Linked DNA regions of Mus musculus: region 2 is linked to region 1. A link is a loop called in an ENCODE intact Hi-C map of the cell type or tissue named here. Cell type or tissue: left cerebral cortex. All regions are shown on one strand.

The links. A loop is a pair of places that touch in the nucleus more often than their neighbours do. Peaks named below come from ENCODE experiments on the same cell type or tissue, not always from the same donor. Only the 100,000 strongest peaks of a DNase experiment are listed, where the experiment ranks them.
Region 2: a loop joins it to region 1, with 6 times the contacts of the local background. A loop is called at or near these places in 3 of 42 quality-filtered maps.

What each region holds. Positions count from the first base shown.
Region 1 is chr4:126,464,294-126,472,293 of GRCm38, forward strand. Ago1 (argonaute RISC catalytic subunit 1) reads right to left here and starts at 4,290. Exons shown (of 19, transcript NM_153403.3): 1 at 4,104-4,290. The coding sequence starts at 4,128. In left cerebral cortex, a CTCF peak has its summit at 4,471 (motif pointing left); DNase peaks (open chromatin) are centred at 1,719, 3,557, 3,727, 4,419 and 3 more places; H3K4me3 peaks cover 1,747 bases; H3K27ac peaks cover 1,702 bases.
Region 2 is chr4:126,527,724-126,535,723 of GRCm38, forward strand. It overlaps Ago4 (argonaute RISC catalytic subunit 4), which reads right to left and starts at 5,735. Exons shown (of 18, transcript NM_153177.3): 1 at 5,462-5,735. The coding sequence starts at 5,480. In left cerebral cortex, no CTCF peak of the experiment used is centred here; DNase peaks (open chromatin) are centred at 4,766, 5,080, 5,897 and 6,366; H3K4me3 peaks cover 1,815 bases; H3K27ac peaks cover 1,034 bases.

The sequences.
Region 1 (8,000 bases):
ATTACACCCTCTGTTAATGTGGACAGGAGAATGACCCTAAGTAATCCAGGCTGGGAAGGGCAAGGCCGGTGCCTGAGAGAGGATTGAGACATGCAGTGGCTGGCTCTGGAGAGACATAAAGAAGAGAAGGGTTGAAGGACAGCATCTGCAGACTAAGAGGAGACTGCCAGGGTGGGAGAGAAGGTCGGATCTGGAGGACACAAGAGAAAACAGACAGGAAGGGGGTGGGGGAAAGGGTGCAGATAAGGCAAGGTAAGTTGGATTGGGGTACAGGGAAAAAACTATCAAGATGTAGAATGAAGAAACAGAAGGAAAGAAAAGCTCACATGAGGAAGAAAGCTGGAGGTTCTGGAAGGAGGAAGAGCAGTAAGAGGGGAGGCAGCAGGTCAGAAGGGGAATAAACAGCACTTTCCATTCTCCACAAATCTTTCCACACAGAGGGTCCAGACAGCAGAAAGGATCGATTCAGAACAGAAGGGGCCCTTGGGAAAGGCTAGCATAGGCCAGCTTTTCTCTCTCTCTCTCTCTCTCTCTCTCTCTCTCTCTCTCTCTCTCTCTCTGTGTGTGTGTGTGTGTGTGTGTGTGTGTGTGTGTGTGTGTTGACTAAGTGGGGCCTTTGTCCTCAGCTACTATTGTTCTTGCCTGCAGAAGACTAGCCCAGGTGGAAGAGGGATAAACTCAGAACCTCCCTTTACCAGAGCTCTGCTTTCATGGAAAGGACTGGGGGATGGGGCAGGGGTGGGAGGATACGGAGCATATCTTAGGGAGGGGGGTCAGGAAGAGCACCATTTTGTGGGAGGTGCACACTTTCCAAAGCTGAAGGACTTGACTCCCTCTAACCACCTGTCAAATCAGCCCCAGCCCCTTTCCACAGAGGAGCATGCAAGTCCAGCCCAAAGAACTCAGCGGCAAAGGAACTAAACTAGTCACACCTATCCCAGAAAGAGCTGAGCGGACACTGCGCACAAGCCCACTAACAAACACCCCTCTCACATCCTAGCTCTTTAAAGTTTACTGTTGCACATACACTCACCATCCTCAGCTCAGTGTTTCAAAAAGAGGACCATACTTGACCTAGTCACAGCTCAAGCTAATGCCGGGCACAAAGACAGGTACTTAGTATACCCATATGAAATGAATGACCAAGTCTACCCATAGGCACACCACAAGAGTACACAACTACACAACCACACTCGCAACGGTCCCGAACGAACAATCATAAACTCTGCATTGGAGAAGCACTTGCCCCCTTTCGGATAGATCTTTCCCTTTCCCAAGTTCTAGGATCCCATTCACCTTTTGCCTCCTAAACTGAAAAAAATCAGTTGAAATTCTGGGAGAAAGACATCCCTCTAGAACCAAGGGCAAAGCAGAAATTATAGGGTGTGAGTTGAGACAGACACTCCCCTCAGGGCGCTCTCCACCCCAGAAATGGACAGTACACCAGTGCCAGCCCAAGAGCACTCTCCTGTCCAGGATTCAGGGAAAACGGAGAACACATCTCCACTTCATCCCCAAACTAGGAAAGAAGGCATGAGGAAACAACTACCTCTCTGCCATTCTGTCCCCAGGAAAGCTGCACAGCTGTACAGTCTCTACTCCCCAACCTCGCCCTGCCCCCAGCTTTTAGTCTGAGAAAGGAAGACACTTCCCCTCAGACCCAGACAGGGACAGACGGCCACTTTGTGATGCAGATGAGGGCCCCAGCACAGAGGACAAAGCTCCAGCCTAGGGGGAAAGGGGCGGGGCCCTTCCCTGCAGACAAAAGCAAGAAGGGAGGGGCCCTGAAAATGACACTCCCCCTCCCCCATCCCCTACAAGCACTGAGAAGGAAAAGTAACCGAGCTCAAGGCCCAGGCTCAGGATTCCTCCCCAGCGACTCAGGGGCTCACACATCTTCTAAAGAAGCCAGCCGACTACTCAGAGGGCGTGTACCCTCGGTCAATCAGGTGGTGGGCAAGCAAGGACTGAGGCCGATCTCTCGAAAAATATCTGTCCACAAACATTAACCACCCACATGCATAGACACAAATTACAGAATAGGCACATGAGTTTAACCATATGCTCACACTTGAATGATCTGAGTCAATTAATAAACATGCTCTCTGTGTCAGGCCCTCCAGACGCCAAGCAACTGCTGCACTGTCACACAGATAAGTCGGACAGCACCTCTACCCTCAAGGCACTCTCAGGCCAGGCCATGCCCGAACACACCAGTTCACTGAAGGCACATCTGGACGTGAGCAACAGTGTTTTGAGTCTTCTCAGAATACTCCAGCACCTTCCAAAAGAACAGCAGTCCAGCCCCAGAAGGAAACAGCTATGGGGTCCCTCCATCAGAGTTCCCAGCCTGAATTTTAATTCCGTCTTTTGATGACGCCACTAGCATTTTCCCAATGATCCAGCTGACTCCAGTTCTCCAGCCCTTCACCTGGCAGCTTCCTTCTGTCCTGTAACAAACAAGCCCCCTTTCTTCATCACCCCAGAACCCATCAGACACTCGTCAGGATAAAACCATTAGCAATTCAGGACATAAGCTTTCGTCAGTCTGTCTGGACGTGGGTCCTACTCTATAGTCCCCGGGTTTGTTGGTAGTAGTTTCCAACCTAGAAAATAAGGATTTACACTCTACCTAACAAGGCTATCTGTGTTTGGGAAAATACAATCAGTACACATTACAGATCAGTTCCTCCTTGTGTGTGTGTGTGTGTGTATCCTCTAAATAGGAAAAGTAAGTTAGAGCTATTATCAGGTCAATGCTGCCCCACCCCCAACATCTTGCTTCTTTTTTCTTCTCTCTCTCCCTCTTCTCTCCCCTCTTTGGTTTTCTTTTTGTTGTTGTTGTTTTTGTTTGTTTGTTTGTTTGTTTTTTGGAGACACTGTCCTGGGACTCGCTCTGTAGACAAGGCTGACCTTGAATTCATTCATCTGCCTGCCTCTGCCTCCCCAGCGCTGGGATTAAAGGCGTGCGCCACCAGTGTGTCTGCCTAACAACTTGTTTCTATCAGGCAGACAAGCTTGGCAGCTTTGAGTCTAATGACATGCTCCTGACGTGGGAAAAGATCCACTAGGAAACAGGAGGCACAGGTATATAGAGAGATTATATTGTGATATAGAGTCAATTCATGGAAAAGGAGGGCACTATCTTCAGATTAAAAGCTCCCATCTCTTCTCAGGAGTGGTCTAGAAACTTGAAAAACATGTGGGCCTAGTTTCTCAGTGACCAACACTTTCCTAAGGCCTATCTTCTGAGAGAAGTAGCTCATAAAGCAAGGCTTTGGTCCCCGTCCATCCTCATGCAGCAGAAAATGCACTCTGGCAGTTGACCTCGACCCTTTCTTTGACAAACTGCTACTCCGGGGTTTAAGGACCAAGTGTCAGAGACCGCCCCCCACCCTTCCCCCAAGACAGAAGGCAATTCCCATTTGTACTACGCAAACAGAATCTGCGAGACTGCACACTCCTCCTAAACCCAGGGGCACAGGAGGGATACTCCAACAGCCACGCCCCCACCACATAGGGCAGCCCTTCAGGCTGGTACCTCCGCGCATGCTCCCGCGCCACCACTCAAGTCCCCAATCTAAGGGGGGAAATCCCTGGTCTAAATCCCCACCCACCGCCCCCTGACCCTCACCCCCGCTTCAGGCCCAGCTGGGCGGAGCTCAGAGGCCAGCCCCGGCGCCTACTCCCCAGAGACATTAGCTTAGCCCAGCCCAGCACGGCCGAGCCCCCGCCCCCCGACAGGCGGTAGTTCCAGGCCCATCTGTGTCGCCCCCCTCCTCTCCAGGACACCTGGAGCCCGCCCCCCTGCCACCTGCCGGGCCTCCCCATAGGCCTCCCCAGACCTCACGGAAGGACACCGTGCATTCAGGCCCTTCTCCCAGGTTACTTCTCACCCTCGGGACAGTATACTGCTTCCTAGGACAAACAGCCCGGGTCTCAGATCTTCACATGGTTCTCAGCCGGAACTGCATACAACCCCCTTCAAAATGGGCCCCCCATCCCCTGAGAGCCCCTCTCCTCACTCTGCAACCATGCTCTATGCCGCGAGAGCCTATAGGGCTTTGGAATACACACTGCTCCCAGTCCCCGAGGGCCCTTACCTGCTCCCGAGGGTCCCGCTTCCATCCCATATACCCGTGCGGAGGACAGGCGGCCGGGAGACTGAGGAGTCCAGCGTGAGGGGCCTAGGTACCTCGCACTTGCACTGCTCGGGCTCCCGGGCCGGGCTCGGCTCCCCCCCGAAGCCCGGCCGCTCGCGCTGTCGCCCCCGCAGCCTCCGTTGCCGCCGCCGCGGAGCCTGCAGCAGCTCCCCCTGCTAGCGCCCGAGTAGCTGCCAGTGCGCAGGCGCGACCGATGGGCCCATGGGGCGGACGGGAACGAGTCAAGCGGGGCGCTCGACGGCAACAAAGGCCAATGGAGAGGGGCGGGGGCGCGGGGACCGTGCAGCGGCCTCTGGCGGCCACTCGTAGCCGTGCAGCCTGGCGGGAGGGCTCCAGTGGCGGAGCCGCGCAGTGGCGTAAGAGGGGAGGGGCTGGGCGACACCCCTTCCCCGGCTGCAGCCTGGGGCCCTGTCTTTTCCCTAAACAGATCTCTGGAAACCTATCCACAGCCCCGCTATCAACACAGAGCCTGGCTCCCACCCATTCCCCGACCCTCTCCCCCTCCAACACCCAATCACTCAAAGGCCCTGCCTCCCACCTCTCCCAATCACCCTCACCCTTAAGTCTTGACTGCCTCTGCTAAGTCAGTCTTTCTGTGTCCCTAGTCGCTGATCTCATTAATGCCACCCACCCTTCCAGGCTGCGTGCCTGGCGCTGAGACCACAAATGTGTTAGAAACCTTGCCTATTCTGGCCGGTGTAACAGTTTTGACACTGACAGAGCTCTCTATCTGCAGGAAGCACCTGCCTCCACTTTTTCGTCTGCAGAACGTTTGCTCCTACCAAATCTCTTAATGACGTTTTGTGTCAAACCCCAAAGGCTAATTTCCTATTATTTCCCTGCAGCATCTGAAACTATATCTCTTCTTAAAAATTAAAAAAAAAAAAGACTTTCCTTGGCTTTCACATTTTCTTAAGTCTCCTAATGTCTGTCCTGAAGAGCTTTCTTCAGTGGCTCCTCTTGTTTTGTTCACTGTAGTGACCTGAATTTTATATTCTACTCTCCCCTTGCCTCTTCACAGCTTCATCCACTTTTAATGCCCAAATATCTATACGTTACCATGTTGCAGCTTCATATTTCCTACTGTCTGCTGGACAGCTCCAGCTGGATCTAACAATTCAAACTTAAGTCCAAACCTAACCCTTTCTTTTTCCCCTACAAAATACATATATTTGTCCTGTCTCAGTGAACTGCATCTCCATGCCAAAAATATCAGCTCCTGTCTCCCTTGTCTATTTGCTATATTCAACTGTGTCTTGACATGCTTACCTTATGAAGTGCTCTCAAAGCATTCCCTGTCATTCTCATAGTCTCTAGTGTGGGTACCCTTTTCTTACCTTGCCAGAAGCACCACAGCTAATTCCTTGATCGTCTCACATAACCTTCTCATTTGGTCTGCTGCACTGATGGGGTAATTACAGAGAGACCCAGCTCAAACGTAACTTACACACACACACACACACACACACACACACAAACGCACGCACACACACACACACACACACATTTTTTTGAGACAGGGTCTCACTATGTGCTCTTGGCTGGCCTGAGACTTGTTATATAGATCAGGTTAGCCTTCAAATCACAGTATTCAGTTTCTTCTGCCTCCCAGGTGCTGGAATGAAAGCTGGCCACCACCACTCCCAGCTTCTATGTATTTTCAATGTTCACCTTACATCAGATGCTATACAAAGGAGAAGGAGTTTAGGAGATGGATGATGTTCACACCTTACTAGTGAGATGAACTTAAAGACATTCATTTTAGTATGCCTAGCTTCCTTTCAGCTTGTGAGTTGCCTTCGGAGTGAGTCATAGGCCTTATGCTGAGTAAAAGGATGTATGTCTCAGGTGGGTGGGGTAGCGCAGGCCTTTATCCCAGCACTGATAAGGCAGAGGCAGGCAGAACTCTGTGAGTTCAAGGCCAGTCTGGTCTACTTAGTGTGAGTTCTGGGACATCCAAGACTACAGAGTGAGACCCTATCTCAAACAAACAAACAAACAAACAAACAAGCAAACAAACCTCTCTCTCTCTCTCTCTCTCTCTCTCTCTCTCTCTCTCTCTGTGTGTGTGTGTGTGTGTGTGTGTGTGTGTGTGTGTGTGTAATAACTTTTCAGATGATGCAGATATGGCTAAGCTGGGGGCCACACTAAGGACTAGTGCTCTCCAGGGACTAAGAAGAAAGCTCTAGAGCTGGCTTGTCTTGGCTTCAATCCTTAGCCTGCCACTCACTAATTATGCAACATTAGACAAACCATTTTGCTTTTCTGTTTCTCACTTTCCTCTTGTGTAAAATGGTGGTGCTGTAGTAGCTACATCATTGGCTGTTTTGAACATTACAAGAATTAATAAAACTTCAGAACAGAGCCCAAAGGGATGGGACCACAGGAGCAGCTGCTATCAGTCACTATCTGCCTCCCACACAATAAGTTCCTAAAAGATGGATCATATCAGATACATTTCTGCCTCATTCGCTGTTAAGCAAATATGTGCCTATGATAATTAGTAAATTTGGATTTAGCTGAATTAAATAGAGCATAGAGAAAACAAAAAACAACGTTTAGAAATAGCAAGACATTTGGCCTGAGTTAAGACCTTTGCCTGGGTTAAGTGAGTGGGAAGGAAAGCATTCCCCAAAAGCCTGAGTCTCCCTCTGAGTCTCCTTCTGTTAAGACTCAGCCTTATGTTTATTTTAAGGAAAGGAACTGATCACTCCTTTGACTGACCTCCAAAGGGTACAGTGGTGTCACACTCTGGCCCAGCTGTCAGAGTTTTTCTGCAGACAGACTGCCCCCACCATTATGATGCCCACCCCCATCTCAGCTAAGAAAAGGGGTAGAAGGAAATTCAGAGAGCACTTTGTTTTTCAGGCTGACACACTCAGGGTCTCTGGTTTTTAATTATTAAATTATGTTTTGTTTTGTGTGTTCACACCGTAGCATATATGTGGAAGTCAGAGGGCAATCTAGGTCACAGTTACCAATTTCAGGTCATGAAGCTCAGTGGTGGGTGCATCTTGCTGGCCACTCATTAGCTCTAAATATACATCCCTGGAACTCTACTGGCGCACTCTCTTCCCCATTCAACCCTTTCATTGTCCACTGCCAACACACAGAGGCCTACCATCTGTGGGTACCAGTCTACTCACCTTTCCTCTCACAACTTCTTAGAACTGAAATAGGAAGAATGACAGAAAAAAGAAAAGAAACAAACAAAACAAAAAACTGTATCCCCATCTGTGCTCTCCTCTTCTAAACATTAAAAACATTGTAGAATACAGGCACAGTGGTACGTGCCCATACTCCAGCACTCATGAGGGCAAGAGGATGAGAATCTGTTGAGCCCAGGAGTTTGCTACTAGCCTGGGCAACACAGTGAGAGACACCTGGGGTGGGGGGTGAGGGGAAGGGAAGGAGGGGGACAGGGAAAGAAACAGAAGGAGAGAGAGAGAGAATAGAATGAGAACAAAAAAAAGTAAATGGAAAATTCAAGGAAATCAGTAGTAATTGACTAGTTATAATTAAGAACAATGATGATAAACTATCCAGCTTGATCAAGAAATAAACAGGGAGATGTTTGTGATCTGTATTAGAAAGTGCATCTGATAAGAAACCATATCAAGTGATCTGATACAGCCACCAAACCCGGATGTTATTGTGGATGCTGGGAAGTGCTTGCTGACAGAAGCCTGATATGGCTGTCTCCTGAGAGGCTCTGCCAGAGCCTGACAAATACAGAGGAGGAAGCTCGCAGCCAACCATTGGACTGAGCTGGGGGGGCGGGGGGCTGGGGGGGTTCCTGATGGAGGATGGACTGAAGGAGCTGAGGAGGTTTGCAGC
Region 2 (8,000 bases), 63 kb after region 1:
CAGCTCTTTCTCTCCTGTCCCCCTCCCCTTTCCCTTTCTTCCTTCTTCCTCCTGACCCCCATTCCCCCTCTCAAAACTGAACCTCTATTAACCTTCTTTGGGAAAGGATTTTGTAGACACAGCCTGCAGGTACTTATCTAACCAATCTCCCTCTAATGAGACTATCAAGTGGACACTGGCCTAAAACATAAGCATCTTCTCCATTATGAATAGGCACTGAGCAAAGTAGGCTGTGGTTACAATGGAAAGTTACAAGTTCTCTTACTAAAGTGACATTTTACTGGCTGAGAAGCCACTAAAAAGGGAAAGCTTTGAAATACTTATCTGCTGTGGTCCAACATCACTTAAGGACACCACAGCAAATATCTTGATGGAAATTCTATTGACAAATCGCCATATACTAATAGTTAAAGTATTGAAAATCTCTTCACATATTCAATTTATTGTTCATTTCCTCCTAAAGTCTAAACTTCAGAATGTAGTTCAGATGCAATTTTCTAAGAAAGATCTACCCCCTGTATACACAAGACCCTGTGTGTAGGGTAGGATTTAGCACAAGTGTAAGAAATCACTTGTGGACCAGCAAGATGGCACAGCAGGTAAAGGTACTTTGCTGCCAAACTCTTGAGTCTGATCCCTGTGTCCCCATGGTGAACACAGTGAACTGATTACACACACACAGGCACACACACATCAAACATTTTTTTTGTTTTGTTTTTTGAGACAGGGTTCCTCTGTGTATCCCTGGCTGTCCTGGAACTCACTCTGTAGACCAGGCTGGCCTTGAACTCAGAAATCTGCCTGCCTCTGCCTCCTAAGTGCTGGGATTAAAGGCGTGCGCCACCACTGCCCTGGCTTCCAAACATAATTTTTAAAGGGATCAAATTGTTATATTGTCCTGTCTTCTGTACTAGACTTACACAGATCCTTAAAAGAACTAGAATTTCAGTTCTGGCTCCCACAACACCTACCTCATCACCCAGCAAGCTGTATGAATTCCATACATGTGGAAGAGCAACCTTAAAGCCAGGTAGAAATCAGAAACCTCAACCCTAATATGCAAAATGTGACAATTGTTCTTCAACAGTACAGAAGCACGTGGCATATGAAATGCATCACTGGGATGCACTGGGGTGTGATAAGGCAATTACCAATCAACCCAATGAAACCATGCAGATAAATCAGCCTTGCACAAAATACATGTAAGCAATCATTGTAACATACAATTACAAAGAATCCAGTTTTAAAGGAGAAATTGGAAGCAGAATTGAATCAAATGAGTTCCCTAGGAAACAGATTTGTAACAGTCACTGGATCAAAGTCTCCCATTTCTTCCCCAGATTTCACAGGTCTTTGATTATCTACACTTCTCTAAAGTACTTAATGGCAAAGGGATTGAAATAAAAGAGGTTAAATATAAGGTTGGGAGTACAGCTCATTGGTAAAGGATGCCCCTATAGATACAAGATAACACCCTAGGCTGATCCTTAGCATCAAAAAAAAAAAAAAAAAAAAGTGGGCTGTAGAGATGGCTCAGAAGTTAAGAGCACTTCTTCCAGAAGCCCTGAGTTCAATTCCCAGCAACCACATGGTGGCTCACAGCCATCTGTAATGGGACCCAATTCTGGTCTGTCTGAAGACAGCTACAATGTACTCATATAAATTAATAAATAAATAAGTAAATCTTTTCTAAAAAGTAGAGTAAAATATTTTATGTCTCTTTTTCTTGACACAAGAAAGCCAGGTGAGTGACCACTTCTCTATTTAGAAATGGTATGCTAGCTGGGCAGTGGTGGTGCACTCCTTTAATCCCAGCACTTGGGAGGCATAAGCAGGCAGATTTCTGAGTTCAAGGCCAGCCTGGTCTACAGAGTGAGTTCCAGAACAGCCAGGATTATACAGAGAAACCCTGTCTCAAAAAAACCGAAAAATTATTTTCTAAAATTTTTAGTTCAAAAGCCAATTTCTTTGAGTTAGGCAAACTATCTACTTAATAAAACAAACATAGCAGCTGAGCCTCAGGAGCCAAACGATCCGGATTTGAGTTTGGTTCTGGTGTTACCATTTCCTAACTGGACAGCATCAGGCTATTTCCTAGCTTCTCTATAGCTCAGCTTCCACTTTTATAAAACAGGGGTAAGTGGTAATAATAGCATCTATCTCACAATGCTATAGTGAGGATTCCAGGAGATGACGTCCACAAAAGGCTTAACAGTGCTTTGTAACAGTTATGCATTCAATAAGTGTTTGCTATTATAACAGCTGCATAACGGTCAGAGTTAATGCTCACAGGTATTCCGGTTTTATATTGGGAGCATCTGTAGGACGTTGGACAGTCAAAAAATTACATTTTCTGAAAACAAGATGTTTATGACTTAACTCAGAATGGATGAGATCAGCCTTGAATAAAGAGGGTGTTAGAATAAATATAAGCTGCCCCACACTTTGGCCCTCATTTTCCCACAGAGCTATGAGTCTCGATGAAGTCATTTATACTCATTTATACTCCTCGAATCTCATTTCTTCATTTGTAAAATGAAAATAGACATACACTTTGTCTACTTCCCAAAGGATCAAATGGGTTAATAGGATTTGCTCGTTTGTTTGGTTAGCTGGCTTGTTAAATGGTTGGCTGGTGAGGTTTATTGTTGCTGCTGTTTGTTTTGATAGGTTCTTCCTCAGTGACCTAGGCTTTGCACTCAGTAATCCCTCATCTTCAGCCTTCCAAGTGCTGAGATCAAGTTATAAGCCACCCAGTACAGCTCAAATGAGCTCATAATTATTAAACTATTTTCTTAGAAAGAATTATTTATTTTTGTATGTGTGTGAATATTTTTTCTTGCATGTGTGTCCATGTACCACATATATGCAGTGCCCACAGAGGCCAGAAAAGGGTGTTGGATCCCCTGAGACTGGAGTTACAGGCAGTTGTGAGGCACTATGTGGGCGCTGGGAATCCAACCCAGGTTCTCTGGAAGAACAGCCAGTACTCTTAACCACTGAGTCATTTCTCCAGCCCATATAAAAGTATTTCACAAGTTATAAAGTACTGCAAAGGGCTGGAGGGCTGCCGCTCAGTGGTAGGACATTTGCTTATTATTCGTGGGTCCCAAGCACTGCAAAAACAAACATAAATAAACAAGCCAACAACTACGAAAAGCATGCAAAAATTAAGGTTCTAATCACTATAACCAAAATGAATGAGATGATGAACCTGGGCCATGACAGAGGAGTGAGCAGGACTAAGAGGCCTCCCAGGGATTGCTGAAGTGCAGAGGACCCAACACACTAGAGCTAGGCACTCTCTAATGGAAGCAAAAGTGCTTCTTAAGTTCTAAAAACAGCCTAGAAGTAACATCCCACCAAACCCATGGGCTCCCTCTGTTCCCAGTCCATGCTCAACAAGTAACTGGTAGTACTCATTAGTAACTGAGTTTCTAAGGTAGTTGGATACCAAGAGTCTGCTATAAGGCACACAGGAAAACATTATTCAACGAAGAAGATCTATGTAAATTTTTGGTTTAAATCATTGATGCCTTTTAAATAGGGTGATTGAATAGTCATTTTCTACAAATCCAGCATTTCTGAGTTAACTTCCAAGTCCTCTAACCTGCAAAAACTAAAAGCAAAGCAAAGAGGGTGGGCAGCTGGTTTCCTGGACAGCTCCTTACATCTCCATAGTGAGTCTTTCCATGAAACTCAGCTGTATGCACAGTTATACATCATCTCTTTCCATATCAGCTAATAAATGCAACAATTGCTTCCATTTTAAGTTACTCATGGGACAGAAAAAAAGAAACATTTGTCGAACATCTGTACTGAACTTGACAGGACTTTGCACAAACGTCAGCTTTCATTCTCACACTGTCAGTCTTATAGCACATTAGCCTTGTCTTAGAGAAGAGGAAACCGAAGTTCAACATAAGTAAGTTGTGGGGAAGTGGAGGTGGGGGTTGGGGGGTAATCCAAGTATGAAATTACTATATTAGTTTTGAATAGAAGTTTGGTACAGTCCCAAAGCCATAAGCATCCCTTTATCTATAGGAACATGTCTGAAATAACAGCATAATATGCTGAGGTTTATCAAATATATATAACAATATATTTGACAATCTGTAACAAACCAATGTGGTTTTTTCCCTTTAGAAACAGTCTATGTAGTCCAAACTATCTTCAAACTCTTACTCCTCCTCAGCCTTCCAAATGCTGAGATTATAAGTATGCACCACTACAGCAGGCTCAAACCTGTTTGTTTATTTTATAATCAGGGTCTCAAGTAGCCCAGGCCTACCTCAAACTCACTTTGTAACTGAGACTGGCCTTGAACTCTGGAGCTCCCTGCCTCCACCCCAGAACTGTTTGCATTATGAGCATATGCCACCATGCCCAGCTAAGCCGATTTATTTTTTGAAGGCTTATGACATTTGACTATGTGGGCTTTTTAAGAAAACCTTAAGCAGCAAATAAAGATAGGATTTAATCGCTCAGTTATGTAAATATGTTCCAAGTTAACAAACCTGCAAAATTTCCAAATGCAAACAATAAACCTAATTTTCTATGAATTTTAAAAACATACAACTAAGTCTACTATGTAGACAAGGTTTGAATATGAAAACTAATTCCATCACTGCCCCTAAACCTTGCCCTACTTAGCCAAGCCATTAGCAACCTGTTGTAGGGCTTGAGACAGGAGCACAAGGCTCCAAACGAAGAGTATTCGTGAGAGTTTGGAAAGCTTCCTTGGGTTGGAGCAGAGAGCGAGAGAACCAGGGGCCACCCATAACCAGCAAAGAATCACAGTTTCAAAAACACTTTTTCGTTTGATTTTAACAGCCTCTGATAACCCAATTAAAAGGGAAGGCAGGGCATTGATGCCCTTGCTGGAGAGTATTGGATTGTCATTCCAGAGCACTCTGGGACTGACAAACTGACAGATACCAAACTTCAGAGTTTTGGAAAAAGAACGGACATTTCTCCCTTTGGCTTTCAGGGACATGAGTGAGTGGGTCTCTCCTCCTCATCTGAGGAACCAGATGCCAGTGCAAAAGAAAACAGGGATTCTGCCCCACACCAAGAAAACCCTTGACAGAAGGTAGAAGGCCTTCCAGGTTTGGGCCGGGCCTCGGCGTGCCCCAGACACACGGTCCCATTTGAGGCCCCAACTAGCCTCGCGGCGACCGTGGACAGAGATCTAAGGTCCGAACAGGTCTGCCCTACCCCGGGGAACTCGGGTCACCTCTTGAGCCTCCCTCCCTTAGACGGGTCCCGAATAGACCTAGAGTCTTCAGCTGGGGCGTGGTCCCCGCCCCCCAGGGACGAGGGCATGGGACCCCTTCCTTCCCGGGGCCTGGCAGCCGGCAGCCGGGTCCGCGAGCGGCGGTCGGGCAGCGACAGTCCCTTCCGCCGGTCTGTCTGCCCTCCCGAGCCCCAGGTCTGACCCTGGTCCGAGCGCGCTCCTCACCGGGTCCCAGCGCCTCCATGGCGGCGACGGGGGCCGCCTCGCTCCGGTCCCCAGCGCCTCCCGCTCCGGGCCCCGCCGGAGCCGCGTAACGCTTGCTCTCTGGAATATTGGCGCTGAAGCGGCGCCGCGAAGACGCGGGCCGGGGGCGGGCAGGGGGCGGCGGCGGCGCCCAGTCCGGGGACAGGGACCCGACTCTGTCACGGCTCTTCCGGCCTCAGCGACAACAAAAACAATCCCGGCCGCTGCCGCCGCCGCCGCCAGCTGGAACGGGAGCGGGAGGCGGCGCGCGCCCGCCGGGCGGGGCGGGGGCGCCAGGCGCCTGCGGTCCCGGGTCCCGGCTAGCGAAGGGGGCGTGCGCGGCCCCGCACGCGCGGGGTCCAGCGAGCCTGACCGAGGCAGGGGGCGGGGTGCGGCAGGGACGGGCGCGCGCCCGGGGGGCCGAGCCCAGAGGACGCGTCAGGCGCGCGCCCGCCCGCCCTTCCACCAGCGGGCCCGCTCGCCTGCGGTCCCGCACGCCGCTCCGCCGGTCCCCATTCTGGCAACCTTCCTCCAAGTCGCCATCGAAAGAGCTGGATTCCAGTCCTTGATGACCCACAGGCAGCAGCCCTCCACTTCGTCCTGAGACTCACCTTAGGAACCTGTCCTCCATCGCTCCACCACCACCAGAGATGACCCCTGGACACTTCAGGCACAATCGGTCCTTCAGTCACCTTCAGTCATTCCTCCTACTCCACCCCCACCCTCACCCCGGACACCACATATCCAGTCACCTTCCTTCCCTGTGCAGGGAAAGCAGGTTCTGTTCTGGGTCCCAAGACTGGTCAACATGTCACCAAGGCAGCAGGTAGCTCAGCGAGTCAAGTGTCCTTAAAGTTTCCATTCAGGACTTCCAGTTAAGACAGGACCATAGGCTGTCTGGTCAACTAAACGGGCAACGGCAGTCTATTAGTTAAAAAGGCACAACACTCTCATTCTAGTTTGCTGGGGCCCACCATTGGGTACCTCAGCTTAGTGCAATAGAAATGCGTTTTCTCTCAGTTTTGCACACCGACAGTCTAATAAAATCAAGGCGAGTTGGGGCAGGGGGTGTGATTTTTCTCCTTCGGTTGTAGAAATCTATCTTCTTGTGCTATCACACGGTCTTCCCATGGTAACTTCTATTCAAACCGCTCCTTTTTGTTTGGTTGGTTTTAATTAATTTATGTGTATGAGTATTTTTTGCCTGCATGCATGTGTTTGTGCCTGGTGCCTCCGGAGACCAGAAGACCAAATCGAATCCCCTCGAAACAGGATTACAGATAATGTAAGCTGTGTAGGGGCTGAGAATCAAACCTGGGGCCTCTGCAAGAGTATGAGGTACCCTTAACCACTAAAGCCATCTCTACAGCCCCCAACTTCTTTTTCTTATAAGGAAGATGGCTCAGTGGGTAAAGGTACTTTATAACATTGACAGCCTGAGTAGGAAGTTGGAGAGTTCAAGGCCAGCCTTTGCTACCAAAGAATTTAAGGCAATCCATGTTTTAAGAGACTCCAGCCCAGTGTAGCCTTTAATCTCAGCACTAGGGAGACTGAGGCAGTTCAGAGCCAATTCGGTTTACTTATGTAGTGACTTCTAGGACAGCCAGGACTGCAGAGTGAGACAGAGGAGACAAAGACAGGCAGATCACTGGAGCTCACTGTACATACACACACATACAGTACATACACATACATACACACACAGATACACACACAGATATATACATACCACATACACACATAAATACACACCACACACTTACACATGCACATGCATACACCACACACACATCACATACCTGCACATACACATACACATGTATGCACACACACATACAAATCCACACACATACATACACACACACACAGAGAAAGAAAGAAAGAAAGAAAGAGAGAGAGAGAGAGAAAGAAAGGAAGGAAGAAAGAAAGAAAGAAAAGAAAAGAAAAGAAAAGAAAAGAAAAGAAAAGAAAAGAAAAACTGGTGTATAACTAAAAGGAAAAGAAAAACCACTGTCTAGAAAGAAGCTCAAGGGATTTGTTTTGGTTTGGATTTTGTTATTGCTGTTTTGAGACAGGGTCTCACATGCCCCAGGCTGGTCTAGAACTTGCTGTGTGACTAAGGATGACTGCTGATCCTTCTGCCATGGATTCTCAAGGGCCGAGTTACAGACATGTATGCATCACCATGCCCAGGATGAAGCTCACAGTTTGTTGGTTTTTTTTTAAAGTTTTGTTTTTGTTTTTTTTTTTCAATTATGGGGATGTGTATGGGTTTGACTGTGGGTTTGTGCGTGTGAATGTAGTACACATGGAAGTCGGAAGAGTGCTCCTGGTCCTGTGAGGCTAGAGTTAAGGGTGGTTATGAACTGCTGAATATAGGGACTGGGACTTGAACCTAAGTCTCCTGCAAGAGCAGCACACACTCTTTTGTTTTGTTTTGTTTTGTTTTTCGAGACAGGGTTTCTCTGTGTAGCCCTGGCTGTCCTGGAACTCATTCTGTAGACCAGGCTGGCCTCGAACT